Linked DNA regions of Homo sapiens: region 1 is linked to region 2. Evidence: read pairs that join two places in POLR2A ChIA-PET (ENCODE). Cell type or tissue: PC-3. All regions are shown on one strand. Links, peaks and the distances in the headings refer to the core of each region. The heading gives the core; the rest is flanking DNA. Region 1 holds the start of LOC107985048 (a long non-coding RNA gene). Region 2 overlaps RNF43 (ring finger protein 43).

Evidence for each region. Peaks named below come from ENCODE experiments on the same cell type or tissue, not always from the same donor. Only the 100,000 strongest peaks of a DNase experiment are listed, where the experiment ranks them.
Region 1: POLR2A ChIA-PET joins it to region 2 with 21 read pairs; 1 of 35 experiments calls an interaction of 5 or more read pairs at or near these places.

What each region holds. Positions count from the first base shown.
Region 1 is chr17:58,565,521-58,583,610 of GRCh38, forward strand. It overlaps TEX14 (testis expressed 14, intercellular bridge forming factor), which reads right to left. Exons shown (of 32, transcript NM_031272.5): 20 at 14,145-14,211; 21 at 11,855-11,936; 22 at 8,667-8,729; 23 at 7,661-7,788; 24 at 6,401-6,606; 25 at 4,865-4,964; 26 at 3,672-3,740; 27 at 227-304. LOC107985048 (a long non-coding RNA gene) reads left to right here and starts at 8,253. Exons shown (of 3, transcript XR_001752952.2): 1 at 8,253-8,743; 2 at 9,256-9,364; 3 at 13,310-14,707. RefSeq lists a silencer at 5,335-5,535. In PC-3, for the core only: no CTCF peak of the experiment used is centred there; a DNase peak (open chromatin) is centred at 10,151; H3K27ac peaks cover 466 bases.
Region 2 is chr17:58,411,691-58,414,190 of GRCh38, forward strand. All of the region lies in intron 2 of RNF43 (ring finger protein 43), which reads right to left. Among named protein-coding and RNA genes, the nearest start is that of RNF43, 4.6 kb to the right of the region's middle. In PC-3, for the core only: no CTCF peak of the experiment used is centred there; a DNase peak (open chromatin) is centred at 1,431; H3K4me3 peaks cover 1,574 bases; H3K27ac peaks cover 636 bases.

The DNA of each region.
Region 1 (18,090 bases), core at 8,783-11,282, 160 kb after region 2:
GAGCTAATATGTACTTCATGAGACAGAAATTATTGTCCCCATTTTACAGATTAAGACGACTGAGGCTCAGAAACAGTAAAACAGCTTGCCATACAAATAACTATAAAGTCAGACTTGAGGTGGAGTTGTGCCTGACCTCAAGGTCACACTTCCCTATATGTACCACTGTGTTGCCAAGGACAGCGTTAAAAGAACCTGATGAAAACAATCTAGGTAGTTCACTTACCATTTGCAGTGCCTCCTCCATCACTTGCTGTGTTCTCATGCAACACCGTGGATGAGCCCTGCTGCTGTTTCAAGAGCTCTGTCACAACACAAAAGCCAAAGGAAACTTATTTCCTCCCTTGCGTGTCCTGCCGTTCTCTAGAGCAGTGGTTCTCCAAGGGTGATCCTTAGACTTGCAGCATTAACATAACCCGGGAACTCGTTAGGAATGCAAATTCTCAGGCCTCATCTCAGACCTGCTGAATCAGAAACTCTGGGGGTCTAGCAATGTGTGTTTTACTTAGCCCTTCATGTGATTCTGATGTCTGATAAAATTTGAGAACCACTGCTTTAGGGCATTCCAGGTTTGAAAGGAATTCTTTAGGTATGACAAAATCCCACACAACACTCAAAATAGAAATGATGATGATCATACATAACACTTGCAGAACCCCAGGTGTCAGGTTCTGTTTCTAAGCACTCGCATACATTAATTCAGGATGAATGTTCACAATTAATCTTCACAACAACCCTCTGAAATAGACTGTGTTATTGTTACTCCTATTTAGCAGATGAGGAAATTTAGGTTAAGAAACTTGCCTAAAAATCACACAGACAGTAAGTGGTAAAATTGGTAAAAATCCAGGCAGTCTAGCTCTAAGGTTTATGCTCTTAATCTCTATTTTATAGTCTCTCAAAAAGTTAGTAACATCAAAACAATCTAAATGTTTCCCCATCTCTATTCACCTATATTTCATACTTTTTTCCTGGTTTATGAAAAGACAGAAGGCAGGCTGAGCATGGTGGCTCACGCCTGTAATCCCAGCATTTTGGGAGGCCGAGGCAGGGGGATCACTTGAGGTCAGGAGTTCGAGCCCAGCCTGGCCAACATAGTGAAACCCCATCTCTACTAAAAAAATAAAAATTAGCCGGGCATGGTGGCACACACCTGTAATCCCAGCTACTCAGGAGGCTGAGGCAGGAGAATTGCTTGAACCCAGGAGGTGGAGGTTGCAGTGAGCCGAGATGATGCCACTGCACTCCAGCCTGGGTGACAGAGTAAGACTCTGTCTCAAAAAAAAAAAAAAAGGAAAAGAAAAAGAAAAGATTGAAAGCAAAGAATATCCATCATTTCCAGTTCCTAAAGAAATACTCAGCCTGGCCAGGAGCAGTGGCTCACACCTGTAATCCCAGCACTTTGGGAGGCTGAGGCAGGTGGATCACCTGAGGTCAGGAGTTTGAGATCAGCCTGACCAACATGGTGAACCCCATCTCTACTAAAAATACAAAAAATTAGCCAGGCATGGTGGCTCATGCCTGTAATCCCAGCTACTCGGGAGGCTGAGGCAGGAGAATTGCTTGAACCCTGGAGGTGAAGGTTGCAGTGAGCTGAGATCACTCCATTGCACTCTAGCCTGGGCAACAAGAGTGAAACCCTGTCAAAGGAAAGGAAAAAGGAAAGGAAAGGAAAAAGGCAAGGCAAGGAATACTCACTAGACTAAGACAAGCATCTGCTAACTCAGTATGCTGCTTTATCCTCAAAGTGCTCTGCAAAGCAAAGCAAGTTGGGAGGCAGCATAGACAAGCCACCCTGAGCTCGTTGGCATGGTCCTCTTCTGTGCTGGTGCAGGTCTTCTCCCTTCCTGCAGTGCAGGAAGCAGTCCTACCTGGCAGCCATGGGTGTCAAGGGTCCCCATAAGATCATTTAATATAATTTGAAATTTAAAAAATCCATTTTCGTCCTTGTTAAAAGTAGTCCTGCGCAGATCTTAAATGATCATCTGTATCCTAGTTCTAAAGAACCTTCCACTTTAGGCACCTGTCAGGAGCCTAGAGCTTTGGATGTGAGCCCTCCAAAATAGCAGTTGAGAGTTCCAGTAACTCCCCAAAGGTCTCTTTAAGGGAAACAACAGAGTGATGATATATAGTAATCAGGCAGGCAAGCCCATTATCAGAAGAAACTACTCAAGTGCCCTCTGCCCTTTATCCTTCTGCAAAATTACTGACCCATCTCAAAGTGCAGACATTACCTAGAAACCTGGTCCAGATAATTCCCATAAGTGAAATGAGGGAAGGCTTCTGCAGACTGTGCTGGGGTGCAGCAGCACCATAAGGCCAGAGCCCAGGACAAAGTCTGGTAACACAGCTGCTGAAATGGAGGAGGTGAATGGAAGGTTTACACAGCAACTATAGAGGGAAGACAGCAGGATCCAGAGAAAAAGTATCAGCTATGATCAAACTGCAAAGGAGCCTACAATACTGCCTTAAATCATGACCGAGGAACAAATGATACTAAGAATCTACCTGAGCAGGACATGTGTGGGGTGACCTCCACTCTCAGCAGTTCTGTTATTTTAAGAAGAGCAACCAAAGAGGAGGAATTTGCAAGGACTGCCTAGGGAATCCCAGATATGGAAAGCAGGGGTGGGAGTGTGGGCTCTAAGAGCCTGACCCAACAACCCTGTGACTCTACAACACTGTGGCACTGGGGGAGGGGTAAAGTGAAGCAAGAAAGGTCCTATGACCATGGAAAAAGAAAGAAACCAAGGAAGGTCTGACAGCACTGACTGGCTCCACCCAAGTTCATCAGGCCAAGGGACAGGAGCTAAGGGTTATGATAATGACCCTGAAGAGAGCTGTCCATTGAGTCAGACCTGAAAATTCTGATTTACCTCCTCCTTTATGAAACCCAAGACCTCAGAGACCCTGAAAACCAAGGGGTGCCCCTCAGGAAATTATAGGTCCCATAACAAGAACTGGACTATCCAGAGTCTGATGAGATGCATTTTCTGAGGGTGAAGGGCTGGTTGGCCAGGCTGTCAAGAAAGGCGCAGTCAAGTCTTTCCTAGGAAAACAGACCACCTGCCCCAGTTTCCATAACAATGTAACATTTACTTTCAGCATCAGACCAGCTGGACAGGGCCAGCCAATCAGCTGCAAATAAAATTTGGTTGGTAACTGCTCTGCCTGAAAATTCTGGTCTCTGTAGGTTTTGTGCCACTGACTTCCCTGTTCTTAGGAAGGGGATTTATTCACAATTTCAATACCTTTAATACCTACAGCTAATGGCAAAACTGAAAGCACAGGTGTCTTGGCCTGGGAAGCTAGACCTCAGGCCTCAAAGGAATGGCTGGTTTGGTCTGAAAAGGAGATAAGAACTCCTTTAATAAAAGAAATTCATCATAATAAACCACTTGAATGTTACTTCCCCTTAGATTCATCAACATAAGTCCTTTAAGTAACAAAATGACAACTGACACAAGCCAATCATCCTGGCCAGGCTGTGGCTCATTTTATTGCAAAACTGCCCCTTCCTAAATTTTGGAAAACTGCCCCTTCCTATATTCAACCAGGCCATCATACAGCCTTTTATACTAGTGTTCACACTTGAGACAAAGACACCATACTGTGGTCAGTGACATAACTAACAGGGCCGAGAAGTATATTCTGTATTGAACATCTCTTACCAATGTCATCAAGTAGCTCCTGAGATGGTGGTGGCAGCTCATCAATGTGATGCTGTGAGAAGGCTTCTACTAGTTTTTAAAAAAGACAAAAGGGAAAATGTCTTAACACCCTCCTGGACCTGAACTGAATTTTTCTCGGCTCTCACATAGACTTGACTGAGGATTTCTCTCAATGATGAAACAAACTAAGGAGGAAGGAAGCCTCTTACATAATAGTTCCAGTAGAGACCTCCTAACATGTGAATGGCCTTTACTCCCCACTTCTACCCCAATCCCTTTCCTTTCCTACATCAGCCCTTACCCTGGTACTGCTTGATCTATGCCCCTCCCTTCCTAAGGATATTTGGAGGAGGTAAGGTACAAATTCTTACTAAGTGGCTCAATCTGGACCAGGGCTGCTGGAGGAATACAGAGGTTCTGGACCAGTCAAAATGAACAAAAGCACAAAGTAGGAGGCCTTTAACTAAATATTATCAGGCCAGGGGATTTAGAGGCAACCACACTTTGGGTCTTGCCCCAAGTGCTCAATTATAACATTGACCAAAATACCTCAACATAATTCACAAAATCCCTATCCCCCTGAGGGAAATTCCAAGAGTTATACCAAAGACAGAAGACGTTAAAATTAAAGTAATAAAGGTAATATGCCTCAAGACTGCTAATATTCTCAGACCTTGTGATTTGGAAACTGTCTTCTAAGAATCTATCCTAAGGAAAGGATCAGAGGTACAGATAAAAATTTATGTATAAAGAGCAAAAATTGGAAAATGATATAAATCTTAAACATAAGAAAATGGTTAAGCAACATGTAGAATGGACTATAACTACTACATATATTTATGAACAATTTTTAATAACAAGGGAAAAGCCTCAAAATATAACAAGGGAATAAAGCAGTCCAGAACTGATACACAATATGATCTCACTATGCTAAAACATATTATTATATATTTATAAAAATATTTAAAAGATATGCAAAAAAAAAAGTACATGAGGTTAAAAAAGTGTATAGTCACCTTCTTTGTTAAGCTTTTATTTATTCTCCAAGTTTCCTACAATGAGTGTGTTTTACTTTTATAATCATGGGGAAAACAGCATTTCTGTCTGAACCTAATGTGGCATCAAAGATTGATAAGCATCAATTTAAGCCTCCTTGATTATAAACTTCTATTTTGATATTAAACACAGGGTACCTTTAGGCAGGCTCCTTCTCTGGGTGGCATGGGGTGGTGATGAGTCACATGCCTTAACAAGGCTGGGGGATCCAGCCCCAATAAATGAAGACAATCTTTTCTATAAGGAAGAGATAAACATGGTAACTGTCATGTGTGTTGAGCTAAAAAGGCATATGCAGCTCAGTCATTTCCAGTTGTTTTGTTGATTAAGTCAAACTCACTCACATGTCACCTCCTCTGGGAAGCCTCCTTTTTTTTTTTTTTTTTTTTTTTTTTTGAGATGGAGTCTTACTCTGTTGCCCAGGCTGGAGTGCAGTGGCACAATCTCAGCTCACTGCAACCTTCACCTCCCGGGTTCATGCAATTCTCCTGCCTCAGCCTCCCAAGTAGCTGGGATTACAGGTGTGTACCACCACGCCCAGCCAAATTTTTTTCTGTATTTTTAGTAGAGACGGGGTTTCATCATGTTGGCCAGGCTGGTCTCAAACTCCTGATCTCAAATGATCCACCCACTTCAGCTTCCCAAAGTGGTGGGATTACAGGCATAAGCCACTGCATCTGGCCTGGGAAGCCTTATCCCTGACTGCCTCCTCAGCACTCAGTACTTACCGCTGTGTTACATCAGGCCTGTCTTTCTCACTAGACAGTGAGCTCCTTTGAGGCAGGGATCATGTCTTTCTTATTCACACTTGGATGCCTTGAAGAGGGCCTGACATGGTGCTTGGCACTTAGAATCTGCCCAATTAACGGTTAAATGAACACATAAAATTCCTTGTCATCTCCCTACTTCAAAGTGAGACCTTTTTTGAGCCAAATACCAAAAAAGTTGACAATCAATTTTTCATAAAGGAACTTGTACTTTTCTTTTCTTTTTTTTTTTTTTTTTGGAGACAGGGTCTCACTCTGTCGCCCAGGCTGGAGTGTAGTGGTGCAATCACAGTTCACTGCAACCTCGACCTCCTGGGCTCAGGTAATCCTCCCACCTCAGCCTCCCGTGTAGCTGAAACTACAGGCACATGGCACCATGTCCCAGCTAATTTTCTGTATCTTTTGTAGAGATGGGGTTTCGTCATGCTGCCCAGGCTGGTCTCAAACTCCTGAAATCAAGTGATCTGCCCGCCTCGGTCTCCCAAAGTGCTGGGATTATAGGCTTGAGCCACTGTGCCTGGCCAGAACTTGTAGTTTTCCTGACTAGGGTACACATATGAGAAAGGGAGAGGAAAAGAAAAAAAAAGGAGGAAGAAGTAGAAGAAGAGGAGGAGAAGAAGGCAGTATATGATTAAGTGTTTTTCCTGCAGGTTATTAGTTCAGGAGTTCAGAGAACAGTAGAGATCGATCAAAACTCTCAGGGAAGTAACCAGGGAAGGCTTTAAGGAGGAAGCAAAACTTAAGCCTCCCATAATATAGACTCAAGAGAGGAGTCCCAGGCAAGCCAGGAGAGGACCCAGCTTATTTCTTGCTTTCTTAATGAATTTGGAGAAATCTTGGCAGTTTGGGTCACTGGGCCCTTTGGGCTGACTCCATGAGTTTGTAACGTGGAATTGATATACTTACAAGACCAGTCAGTCTTGAAGGGGGAGTTTCAGAGGAAGTAAGGAGAGAATCCAGTTTCTTTGCTCTCTCTCGGACACTTATAAAGTCATCAGACAAAGTTTGAATAAATTCTTGACTGTTCCAGCAAGAGGCAAACTCTGTCTTAACCTGAAATGTGATACTTTCAAGGCAGTCTTTATACTGACTGGCAGCTGAAGAAACGGACCCTGTTGGAGAAAAGCGGAAGGTTACTGTCTGAATCCTTTATATTATTTCTCCTTTTTTCCTTTTTCCCTTTGTTTTTGTTTTTTCTGCCCCAATATGATGTGCAGAAATGAATCTTTTACATTATTAAAACAAACAAACAAACAAACAAACAAACAAAACATCCAAACCCACAAACCTATACCTATACTAAGGATTTTCCAAATTGTTAATAACTGAAATAAGGCCGGGTACGGTGGCTCACGCCTGTAATCCCAGCACTTTGTGGGAGGCCGAGGTGGGTGGATCACGAGGTCAGGAGATCAAGACCATCCTGGCTAACACGGTGAAACCCTGTCTCTACTAAAAATACAAAACATTAGCTGGGTGCGGTGGCGGGCGCCTGTAGTCCCAGCTACTCGGGAGGCTGAGGCAGGAGAATGGCATGAACCCGGGAGGCGGAGCTTGCAGTGAGCCGAGATTGCGCCACTGCACTCCGGCCTGGGCAACAGAGTGAGACTCTGTCTTTAAAAAAAAAAAAAAAAAAAATTACTGAAACAATCATTGATCTGAGACACAGCTCCTCATGGTATAAAAAATAATAGTCTCTAAACTTGGCCTCTAAACTTTACCAAAATAAAATAAACGGTGATTTTTTAAACCACAAATATATTGGAAGTAAGGCCACTAAAGAGAGGATATTTGATGCTGGTTGCATATGGTTGCAGGACTTAAGAACTATATAAAGTTTAAGCACAAGGTACTGTTTTAAGTTGCAAACTCTACAAAGCTCAATGTTTTTGTACTAAATTCAGTAGTGCTTAGAGGAGATGTAGCATTTGCATGGCTTTACCACTGCAGTTCTAACCAAAACCTCCTAACGGCTGCCCAATAATCACCACCACCATCACCCCGCCCCCTGGCCTACAATGGGATTACCCAGTTTTGGCCCTAAAGAAAAACCTTTGCACTATGACAACACAGCCACCAGCTCTGATACCACGGCTTGGCTTCCCAGAGACAATGGGCTGGGGCTGTAAGTCCTTCTCCCCAAACACTTCTCTTCCCTGTGATTACCTGGGCTGAGTGGAGTGCTGACACTGGTAGGTGCATGGTTTATTTTGGGTGTTTTGCATGAAGCTTCCTTAAAAGAGCTGTCTGGTTCATAGGAGATACTAGACAGGTCTTGAATATCCGTCAATGATCTAAAGAATTAAGAGCACACAGTAATGATGAGAAGATGACTAGAAAAATCAAACAATATATTCCTGAGAGGTACTTTTTAAGTATAATCTTAACAAAATTTGTATGTGGCAATAGGCCAGAATTAGAGAATATCTTAGAACATCTTATGTATCTTAAAGAGAATATTAGAGAACATATTTAAAAGAGATTGTAACTTTATTACCAAAGAGACTTTTTTTTGGCGGCAGGGACAGAGTTTTGCTCTTGTCACCCAGGATGGAGTGCAATGGCATGATCTCGGCTCACTGCAACCTCCGCCTCCCGGGTTCAAGTGATTCTCCTGCCTCAGCCTCCTGGGTAGCTGGGACTACAAGCGTGTGCCACCATGCCTGGCTAATTTTAGTATTTTTAGTAGAGATGGGATTTTACCATGTTGGCCAGGCTGGTCACGAACTCCTGATCTCAGGTGATCCGCCCACCTCAGCCTCCCAAAGTGCTGGGATTACAGGCATGAGCCACCACACCTGGCACCATAGAGACTTTCTTTGCTAGATACTGTAACTTTAAACATATCAGCAGCTAAAAATAAACTATTTCCATAGATGAAATATTCCATATTTCCAGGATATTTACGTGGAAAACAGATTTAATCTACCTTAAGCGTAAACTTATTATTATTATGATTATTATTATCATCACTACATTTCCTTGAGTGTAAGCTGCTATTAGTTATAAATCATATCACCAATTTGATAACAACTTTTTGGTGAAAGAAGCAGCATACTCACATTAAGTCTACACGTAAAAATGGAAAGATCCTTACAAACAAGAATATACTATTCCCTTAAAACCAAGACTTTACACAAGCATCCCTAGGCATTCTCTTTGGTGATCATACATGTCTTTCTCTTTCAGTTCCTTTGGTGACTCCTTTGATGTCTCTTCTTGTTCATCTTCAGTACTGTGAGAAAGAAAGTAAGAAAATTACATAAATCCCCTCTGTGAACAAAGTACACTAACTACTTGCTACAAGGAACCAGTTGATCAGCCCAGTGTGAGACGCAGAGGAAAGGGCACTAAGCTCAGGAGTAGAAAGTGTGAGTTCTGTGCCAGGCACGTTGGCTCACGTCTGTAATCCCAGCACTTTGGGAGGCCAAAGCGGGTGGGTCACGAGGTCAACAGATCGAGACCATCCTGGCCAACATGGTGAAACCCCGTCTCTACTAAAAATACAAAAATTAGCTGGGCTTGGTAGCACGTGCCTGTAGTTCCAGCTACTCGGGAGGCTGAGACAGGAATTGCTTGAACCCAGGAGGCGGAGGTTGCAGTGAGCTGAGATCGCGCCATTGCACTCCAGCCTGGGCAGCAAGAATGAGACTCCATCTCCAAAAAAAAAAAAAAAAAAAAAAAAAAGTGTGAGTTCTGGTTCTGGCTGTACTACTAGCTGCGAGTTCTCTGACATGTCTGGGCCTCATTTTTCTCTCCAGAGTTGAATAAATACTCTCTAAGGGTCAGCTCTGAAATCAGTTAAAGACTCTATACGACTGTGAGCAAATTCATGAGAAAATCAACAGAGCACAGGAACTTTGCTGGGAGGTAAGATATTGGAGCAAAGGGGCACAGCCATGAGGCCTCAGCACCTGTAAGAAGCTTCCTGGCATAGTGTACCAGGAGAGGCCAGAGAGGCTTGTACCAAAAAATGGCCAGAATAGTGAAGACAAACTTGACCTGTTTCTACTTTAACCAATATTTAAGATTCAATGTCAGTACTCACTGAACATTAACTATAAGGCAGATCCCATGCTAAATCCTTCCATGTTTTCACTTTTTTTTTTTTTTTTTTGAGATGGAGTCTCACTCTTGTTGCCCAGGCTGGAGTGCAATGGCGCGATCTCAGCTCACTGCAACCTTCGCCTCCTGGGTTCAAGTGATTCTCCTGCCTCAGCCTCCCAAGTAGCTGGCATTACAGGCATGCGCCACCACGCCCGGCTAATTTTCTGTATTTTTAGTAGAGACGGGGTTTCTCCATGTTGGTCAGGCTGATCTCAAACTCCTGACCTCAGGTGATCTGCCTGCCTCGGCCTCCCAAAGTGCTAAGATTACAGGTGTGAGCCACTGTGCCTGTCCTTCACATTTTTAATCCTTGCAAAAATCCTCTGAGACCAGTGATATAAATGAAAGATCATGGATTTGGGGTTGAGTTGTGACTTTATTAATTCTGTTACCAAAAATGTTTGTTTCTCCTTCTAAATAATACAACAGGACTTTTTGGCCCTCTTGATTTACATAAATGACCACAGAACTTGTTTTAACCAATAAAATATGAGTGAAAGTGATGAGTCACTTCTGGGCAGAAACTTTAACAGCCAGTACACAACTCACCGTGTTCCATTTTTCCTGCCTTAGCAATCAAGGAAGCACAAAAATGGGGCCTCCCTCAGCCTAAGTCTGATAGAAGGCAATATAGCACAGAACATTCCTGGCCAACCCATGAGCCATGGACATGAAGCAGGAGCAAAGAAGAAACTTGTTGTTTTAAACCACTAAAATTTGGGAGTTGTTTACTATATATAGCATAATCTAGTCTATCCTGACTGACTAGCTGAGTGACCTTAGAAAAAAATATTTAAACTCTCTGAACTTTGCTTTCTTTACTGGCAAATGGAGGCAATGGTATGTGCCTCACAGGGTTGTTATGTGGATTAAATCAGACAATGAAACAGAGTGCCTGGCATATGCTAGATATTTAGGAAATACTAGCTACAATAATTATAATTAAGGAAACTGAGGCCCAGAGAGAATAAAATAAATTGAATGTTATTGTGCCAGATACGTTATAACAATTATGAATTTTTTAAACTTTTCTTTTGAGATAATTGTAGATTCACATGCAATTGTAAGAAATACACTTTACTGGCTGAATGCGGTGGCTCACGCCTGTAATCCCAGCACTTTGGGAGGCCGAGGCAGGTGGATCACCTGAGGTCAAGAGTTCGAGATCAACCTGGCCAACATGGTGAAACCCCATCTCTACTAAAAATACAAAATTAGCCAGGTGTGGTGGCACATGCCTATAATTCCGCTACTTGGGAGGCTGGGGCAGGAGAATCACTTGAACCCGGGAGGTGGAGGTTGCAGTGAGCTGAGATCACGCCACTGCAGTGAGCTGAGATCACGCCACTGCAGTGAGCTGAGATCACACAACAAGAGTGAAATTCTATCTCAAGAAAAAGAAAATACACTTTACCCACTTTATCCCAGTGGTAACATCTTGCAAATCTATAGGACAGTATCACAACCAGGATATTGACATTGATACAGTCAAGATACAGAACATTTCTACTACCACAAAGATATTTCTGGTTTACAGCTATGCCTGCTTCCCTCCTTTCCCCACCCCTTCCTTAACCCCTGGCAACCACTCATCTGTTCTTTATTTTTATAATTTTGTCATTTCAAGAATGTTATATTAATGGAATCACACAGTAAATAACTTTTTGGGATTGCTTTTCCTACTCAGCATAATTCTCTGGAAATTTAGCCAAGTTGTTGCATGTATCAATAGTTTATTTCTTTTTACTGCTGAGTAGCAAGCACTCAATGGTATGGATGTACCAAAGTCTGTTTAATCATTTACTTGGTGAAGGACATCCGGGTTTCCAGTTTGGAGGTATTATGGATAAATTTGTTATAAACGTTCCTGTATGTATTTCTGTGTAAATGTAAATTTTCATCTCTCTGGGATAAATGCCCAGGAGTTATATTATTACTTTAAGTTCCTATTGTCAACATTCTCAGTAAGGATTCTTATCCCTGCTTCACAGATGGGAAAATAGAATAGAGGGGTTGAGAACCTTGACAAGGTCACATGAACAGAAAGTCAGAGTCAGATCTAAGTAAAGGTGATGACTCAATCCCTCAAATTCTACTGCACAAGTCCTAACACAGCTAAGCTGCCCAAAGCTAACTTTTATAAGATAGTAGCTAATACATCTGAAGACAAGCAATATATAAACACGGAGCATTATCACCATTTAACATTGCATCTATGAGTTTGAAACTGCATAAGATAATAATAGCCCATACCTTCGTACAGGTTGAAATTGAGACCTGGGCAAAATCTCAGCATTCTTTCCAAGAATTTTTCTCATTTGGAACTTTTCCTCACCTGAAAGAATAAAGTTAAAAATATATATATATATTTTTTTTTACTGAATCTTTGTCAACCCAAATTATTGTCACCATTCCCTAGAATGTCCCTTGGTCTGGTCCAGAATTAGAAATAATCTGGATAAACAAAGTGCTGCCCTAATTGGGTTTGGATTGAGTGCTGTAGAAGAGGTTTTTGCTCTGAAAGTTTATTTTCCTTGCTCAGAGCACAGAACTATATTCTGACACTCAGAATACAATCAAGCTATTTACTGGCCTTTCAGTTATAACCACAGTTATTTCTGAAGACAAATGTTGTTTTGTCTTTTTAAGAAGGCAAACTGACCCGGTTCCTGTCAACAGACGCCAGGGGGCGTTGAAAACAAGAACTGTTTGTTAACTAAACAGCCCCGAACTCTAACTATGCCACTTGGCCATCAAACACTAGGTGTGGGCGTGGGCGTGGGCGTGGGGTCTTGAGTACTGAGGAGCTAATTCAACTGTCTTCTGTTCTTCTTGGCATCAAGTTATCTGAAGTTACTCCTCCCCAGTTCTCAGTAAGATGCTTTGCTCCAGGCAGGCAGGGCCAGTATCCATTTTCCTTCCCACCACTGTACTGTCCTAGTTAATAAAGAAGGGGGCAGATGGAGCATCCAGCCCTGTTTCCAAATGCCTATGACTCCCCCACCCCCATCCCATTCCTTAGGTCCAGGTGGTCTGGTAGACACTAAGAAGGCCCATCAGAACAATGCCACCTTTCACAGCTACCAAGGAGCTCTGAAACCCCACCAGTGGAGAGACATTGGGGGTTCCTCTTCCTCTGACCCTTTTAAAATGATAAATATCCAGAAAGCATAAACTAATTCCTAAGAAGCAACATTTAGAGCTTAGAGACTTTAGAGTCCGACCCTCTCCTTTACTTTATACCAGGGGAAAGTAGGGCCCTGGGGTGAAGTGACTTGCTGAAGGTTATGCAGAAAAAGTCAGTGGCAGAATGGGTCTTGGAACCTAGCATGCTGCATCCTGTACCCCTGTTGTGTCCTCTCATGTGGAAGGGGATATATATCAGAACAGTAGAAGGAAAAGGGGGCAGAGAGGGGCAGAAAGAAGTGAATGGAGTAGAAATCAGAGACTTTTTCACATACTTCATGTGTCTGTATTAAACTAGCTCTGGTTATCTGACCTGTCTGCCCTAAACTTTTCCATCCCACTCAACTCACCTCCACATACAAGTTAAGTGGCCACATACAAGGCAGGTCCAAAAAAGAGGCTCTGCAGGAAGAGGTGGGTGGCCCAAGGCTCTGGAGACTTTTAATACATATTATGCTGAGACTTTAAGTAAAAGTTGATCTAAAAGCTTACAGCTTCTTAAAATGCTCCCAACTCTGGCAGGGGCCTTCACAAGGTTACAGTTGGAAGCTGGAGTATGCAGTGGAAGAAGGGAGTAAGTTCATAACACTACGCTGTTTGGGTTTAGACGGTTGAGACATGACCATGGATAGCTACACAGGTTGGTAGGTGGATAACTCTACTTTTAAAATAGATGAGTACATACCTTAAAAGAACAAGAGTACACAATTTTAAAAATGTAACAAAGCCAACAGTTAACTTATATCTGTCTGGTGCCACATCCCTGGCTACTGATCCAAGGCTACCTTCTCATCTAAAAGAAAGCCCCTGCTAAGTTATATAGAACCCAAGGCCTCCCAAGTGGTAGATGTTAAGTTGAATCTGCATTGTTAACTGTTACTAACTCTTTGCTAAGATGCTAAGCAAGCAAAGGAAAATGCTGGTGACACTGCCTTCTGGGGAGAAGAAATACATGAAAACCTAGTTCTAATTTTGTTATGTTAATAACTAGCTATGTAGCTTGGGCAAATCCCCCAGGTCAGCTTAGCAAAGATAACTGCACTTGCTATGTGGCACACCAAGGAGCCTGAAAGCTTGAGAGACCAAAGGGGGAAAAAGCAGTGACTACAACAACATTTGCTATAAAAATGCAAGGGGAGGTATAAATAATACAACACGTGGATGTCATGAGGTTGGTGAGGAGGAAGGGATTTGTTCTATTGAGGAGAAATCATTGAACCTTGGTTTTCTCAACCATATAATGAAAGGTTTGGACGAGGCTGTCCCTCAGGATCCCCCCAGCTCTAAACATCTGTGATCCAACAGAAGAAATTTAAGGGAAGTGATTCTCAAGGAATCTTCCCTAAGGGCTTATTACCAGAGACTTGAGGTTGGGCAAATGCACCTTGTATTCCTTCAAAGTCCTCTTCTATGGGACTCGAGGTCTAAAAAAGAACAAAAGAAAAGCAAAGAAAGGAGGTTCACTGGAGGCAGACATATTAAAAGGTCAATAATTTCTTGATGTTCTTAAATCTTGAAAATCTTCATAAGATCCCTGCATCTTTATAGAAAAAGCACAAACTTGCTTCCTAGACATTAAGTACTTATTTGTATCATATGTCCTCTCCTCAGTAAGTCCTCCCTCACCTCTCATTGTGAAGAGGAATTATGTGACTCCGCCTCCTTATATCACTATCCCTATTCAACCCAATCTTCCAACAAAGATATTTTGGTTCTTGGGAGCTTTATCAGAAGAGCTAAAGAAGGCTTAAAAGCTGGCCCAGTCTGCAAAACTACTCTACGAGGTAAGAAGTCAGAACAATGGTTCCTTTTGGAAGAGGCAGTGACTGGATGGGATCACAAGGGGTCTTTTGGGGACTAGTAATGTTTCATTTCCTTTTTTTCAAACAAGGTCTTGCTATGTTGCTCAAGCTGTTCTCAAACTCCTGAGCTCAAGCAATCCTCCCGCCTCAGCCTCCTAAAGTGTTGTGATTATAGACATGAGCCACCACACCTAGCTGAAATTATATATATATATTTTTTGAGACGGAGTCTCATTCTGTCGCCCAGGCTGGAGTGCAGTGGCACGATCTCAGCTCACTGCACCCTCTGTCCCCCGGGTTCAAGCAATTCTCCTGCCTCAGCCTCCCGAGTAGCTGGGAATACAGGCACCTGCCACTGCGCCCGGTTAATTTTTGTATTTTTAGTAGAGACGAGGTTTCACCATCTTGGCCAGGCTGGTCTTGAACTTCTGACCTCACGATCCACCCACCTCGGCCTCCCCAAGTGCTGGGATTACAGGCGTGAGCTACCGCGCCTGGCCTGAAATTACATCTTTGATGCATCCTAGAATTCTTATCAGTCAAATACTGTGATTGACACAATCCTCCCTTTCATATAGGTAAAAGATCCCAAAAAGGTGCCAGGTTAGCAGGGAGGTAGGGTGGAAAATAAGTAAATAAGAGAATTCATCAAAATTCATTTTACAAATGAAAATACTCTGTACAGGAGGTTCTTGTAAAAGCTAGGCAGATTCCCAAGAAAACTTGGTATATTGGACAGTCTCATATTTGTTGCTGAACCCTTGCCTCAATCCTGGCTCTCCCATCACTAAAACTTGGCAGGCTGGAGTTAATTAATTCCGTATATCTGCAGAACACCAGTCTTCCTCAGAGAGAGGAATGATAGCCTTGTCCTTTCCCATTAGGAAGTATGAATTAAGTAGCATGAATAAAAACATTTTGAGCCAGGCATGGTGGCTCACGCCTGTAATCCCAGCATTTTGGGAGGCCGAGGCGGGCGGATCACGAGTTCAGGAGTTTGAGACCAGCCCGACCAACATGGTGAAACCCCATCTCTACTAAAAATACAAAAATTAGCTGGGTGTGATGGCACACGCCTGTAATTCCAGCTACTCAGGAGGCTGAGGCAGGAGAATCGCTTGAACCCGGGAGGCAGAGGATGCGGTGAGCCGAGATCACACCACTGCACTCCAGCCTGGGTGACAGAGCGAGACTCTATCTCAAAAATTAAAAAAAAAAAAAAGTTTTGAAAAAAAAGTACAAAGTGCTGTATAAATGCAGTAACCACAATTTTGGGAGAAACTGCACATGACTTCCCATCCTCAAAAATAAAAAAATTTTCAGATGTTTTTCAAAACACGTATGAATGCATGGGTTCATATCACACTCCTGACACCAAAAAAGGTATAAAAAATCCTGGTAGACATTACATACTTTGATATGTAAGCTATTTTTCTCAATAAAAGAAATAAGGCAATGGAGAAAGGTGAAAAGGTACTTTACCCTGAACTGCGTTTTTTACCTCTAGAGCTAAGTTTTCTTGAGCAGTCGAGGAGTAAAAATATTCACCGTCTGGAGTTAAAAATTCATCTGTTATATCCTCAGAAGACTCTGGTGAACAAGTTGATTGCATGGACTGATGCTATTAATAATGTAGGAAATCACTTTTAAGTTGCTGTTCATTGTAACGAAATCCCTTTATAGTTGGATGCAGTGTTAACAACGGGGTTATCTAACACTACCCAGCAGTCAGTGTGACACTGAGCTGACTCTCCCTACCTCTTTGTGCATGTGCCTCTGCCTTCCCTTCCTGGTGGGGAAAAGCAGCTGTTAACTGACTGGAATAGCATGAAGGAATGCTAATCCTGAGCCTCAGCATCATCATCTGCAGAATGGGTGGAGATGAGGTGACCGTCCTATTCTAATATTCTAAATAAGGAGAAAGGCCCTAGTCAACTCAAGTTGAGGACTGAATTTAAACACACTAATCCCTCACAGGCAGAGACATAGCCCATGTGTTGGCATCATCTTACAGATGAGGAGGCTGCGGCTACTCAGAACCTGTGAGTCCCTTGAGTATTATAGGTTAAAGGCAAATGAAGAAGCATTTTAAAAACAGCAATGTAGTCTCAATAATAAAAATAAAATAGTAAAAAGCAGCAAATTTATATTTACTTATTTATTTTTCTGAGACAGAGTCTCTCTCTGTCACTCAGACTGGAGTGCAGAGGTGCGATCTTGGCTCACTGCAACCTCCACCTCCCAGGTTCAAGTGATTCTCCTGCCTCAGCCTCCTGAGTAGCTGGGACTATAGGCATGTGCCACCATGCCCAGCTAATTTTTGTATTTTTAGTAGAGAGGGGTTTCACTATGGTGGCCAAACTGGTCTTGAACTCCTGACTTCGTGATCTGCCTGCCTCTGCCTCCCAAAGTGCTGGGATTACAGACATGAGCCACCACACCCGGCCTGCAAATTTCTTTTTTTTTTTTTTTGAGACAGAGTCTTCCTCTGTCACCCAGGCTGGCGTGCAGTGGCATGATCTCGGCTCACTGCAGCCTCCGCCTCTGGGGTCCCAGTGATTCTCCTGCCTCAGCTTCCCAAGTAGCTGGGATCACAGGTGTGTGCCACCACACCTGTCTACTTTTTGTATTTTTAGTAGAGATGGGGTTTCACCATGTTGGCATGGCTGGTCTCAAACTCCTGACCTCAAGTGATCCTCCCACCTCGGCCTCCCAAAGTGCTGGGATTATAGGTGTGAGCCACCGCGACCGGCCTGCAAATTTATTTCTTTAGCATCTCTGCTCCACCCCTTTTTTCCTGCTTATTTCACAATATTCAGGACCTGATTACTATGTGGCCAAACAAATGGCTCACTTCAGTCTTTTTTTTTTTTTTTTTGAGACATGGTTTCATTCAGTCCACCCAGGCTAGAGTACAGTGGCGCAATGACAGCTCACTGCAGCCTTGAACTGCTGGGCTCAAGCGATCCTCCTGCCTCAGCCTCCCGAATAGCTGAGACTACAGGTGCACACTATCATGCCTGACTAATTTTTATTTTTTTTAGACAGGGTCTCACTCTGTCCCCCAGGCTGGAGTGCAGTGGCCTGATCATGGCTCACTGCAGCCTCAACCTCCCCAGACTCAGGTGATCCTCCCACTTCAGCCTCCCAAGTAGCTGGGACTAGAGGCATGCAGCATATCCAGCTAACTTTTGTATCTTTTGTAGAGATGGGGTCTTGCCATGTTGCCAAGGCTGGTCTCAAACTCCTGGACTCAAGCAATCTGCCCACCTTGGCCTCCCAAAGGGCTGGGATTACAGGAGTGAGCCACTGCACTCAGCTGATTTTTACATTTTTTTGTAGGCAGGGTCATACTATGGTGCCCAGCCTGGTCTTGAACTCCTGGCTTTAAGCGATCCTCCAGCTTCAGCCTCCCAATGTACTGGAATTATAGGTGTGAGCCACTACACCCAACCTTCAGTGATCTCTTGGCAGAGATTTTGTGACTAATTTCCTCGGACA
Region 2 (2,500 bases), core at 1-2,500:
ACACTAAGATCCTCTTACTCTTTTGCTCTGAGAAGAAAGATTAATTTTGAGTTGTCCCTTGAAATAATATTTATAAATGATAAACAGGATTGAGAAATAAAATATGACTGTAATCACTTTTAGAAGTGGTGGCAATAATATTGCTTGAAATAAAAGAAACAAACATTGATAAGAGGTAACCAAACCAGAAAACCGGAAATTAGACAATGAATCAGCTCCAACACTTTTCCTTCTACAATGGTATAAACCAGGAGAGAAAGAATATATTCCAATGTGAATAAAAACAGTAAGAAGTAATCACTATCATTTAGTCCTTTTTATCAGTCACCGCCAGGTAATTAGGAGATCTGAAAAGTTTCCTTGACCTAGATTTTTGATGGCTATTAAAATACCAATCCAGAATAGCAGTGGAAGGTAATCCTAAATATACAAATTCAGTGGAAAACAAAAGAAAAATAAAAGAGTGGAAGGAAATCAGAGAAGAGGAAGAGACAAATATTTTGGCAAATATAGGGGAAACCTAAGAATTAGATACTTTAAAGACAATGACAAACCTGCAAAAAGAGTTGGAATGATACAGTAATATAAAGAAGCAACTCTTGGGGAAAATAATAAAATTTGGACAGGACTAAAATGAGATGTTCTGAAATGGAAAAGAGAGGACTTGAGAAATAGAAGGGCAAAGGCAACACCATTTCCTCTTCTATTTTGACTTTCTTCTAGCGCTTTTAGAAGAATATTACAATTTATAATTTTGAACATACCTTGTAAAATGAATCATTACTATTGGCAAGGAGAAACCTAAGCACAAAGACTGAGAGATAAGAATCAGAACAAAAATCATCAAAACTTGACTTTTAATGCCCTTATACATACAGCCATCAGATAAAGTTGAGACAAAATTCTTTTAGAGGCAATTCTATGGTCTATTTTACTATTCAACAAATTGGGGGCACATTGTCAAGGGGGGGGGTCTCCTTTTGTCTAAGAAAAAATTAAAATCATAATACAAATGAAAATTCAGTCAGTTTGGTCCTTATGAAATTGTCTATACACTGAATTAATTGAGCAAAATGTAAAGAAATGTCTGATTTTCAGAAATTATCTCAGAATTCCAGAAATAACAACATGGTTTTTTTTTTTTTAAATCACTGTTCTCATAACTGTACATTTTTTGGTACATACATAGCATCCTCAAGTTTAAAAAGATTTGACTGCAATCTTTGGAGACAAATAATCTTAACAGGTAACTACAACAATTCATAGGTAGAAGGATTCACAGAATTATCCAGAATTCCTCAAAACCGAAGAGAAGACTACTTTTAGATTTCTGACACCAGGGTACAGCTCTCCATTGAGAAAGCTAAAGTTCAGCAAAGCACATCTCTAGAAGATATAAACAGAACTTCAGTTAAATGGAAGGCTTGGCTAACCACAGTTGAGTAAACCTGAGTTGCAGTGTAATCTGATAAGGAACAAACAGCATGGATTCCAGAAGTGTAAACCATGTGTCCCTAACACACTAGAGTTCTTTGAAAGAATTAATCAAAGAATGGATAAAGAAAACCATATATATAATTCAGAAGCTTGTTTTTTAAAAAAGTTTCTCACAAGAGGCTGTTGAAAAACTTTAATAACTGTTGTAGATTAAAAATTGATTAACAGACAATAAACCGAAACCAATATGGAAAGTATCCAGAAATGAATACTAAGCTAGTGAAAAAACTTATTTAAAGACCTAAACGAAGCATATGTGGACAGAAAGGAGATGACTAAAAATTGCCAATGACATAAAACTATCCACTGTAAAGGCTGAAAGTCTTTGCTAAGTTATGATGAAATTCCCTCTTCACAAAGTAAAAGCAATACTTAATGTATAATGATAGGATCAAAGTTAATAGTTTAAAAAACAAAATAGATTGGTAAGATTTGCCAGAGTGAGAAAAACGATAGAACAATAGAAGACATGATAAAGATTGATAAAATAATGAATGGCAAAGAGAATGCCAACTGGTGCTGTTTGTTTACTTTTTCCTTTATGAAAACACAAACTTTATGTAGAGCTTTATGATAATAAGATTAAAACTTAAAAGAATACATTATTTTATGGAACACATAATTAGCCCACTGAACATGCTATCACAGGTTATCAATAAGGCACGTATGGCTCTCAAAAACTTCAGTGATATCAAAATATGACTAGCAAAATTACTTACGGTCCTAAAATGGAGCACACAATTCATGCTTCAGGGTATTAACTAGGCAAGGCCAGGAAGGAAGTTTCCTTTCCAATTGCCATAGTATTCAAGATGATTTATGAGTTCAGCTTTTAAGTATTCCTAATTCCATTTTAGAATCCAAATTATCTTATTCAAAAAAATCTTATGCCATTTTTCCAGATATACTCTTCTTTCCTATTTTTCTAAATAGCAAAGCCTTCCATTTTCACCTAATTCTCCTTCACTTCATTTATCCCAGCTTCAAAATATTGCCTAAGAAG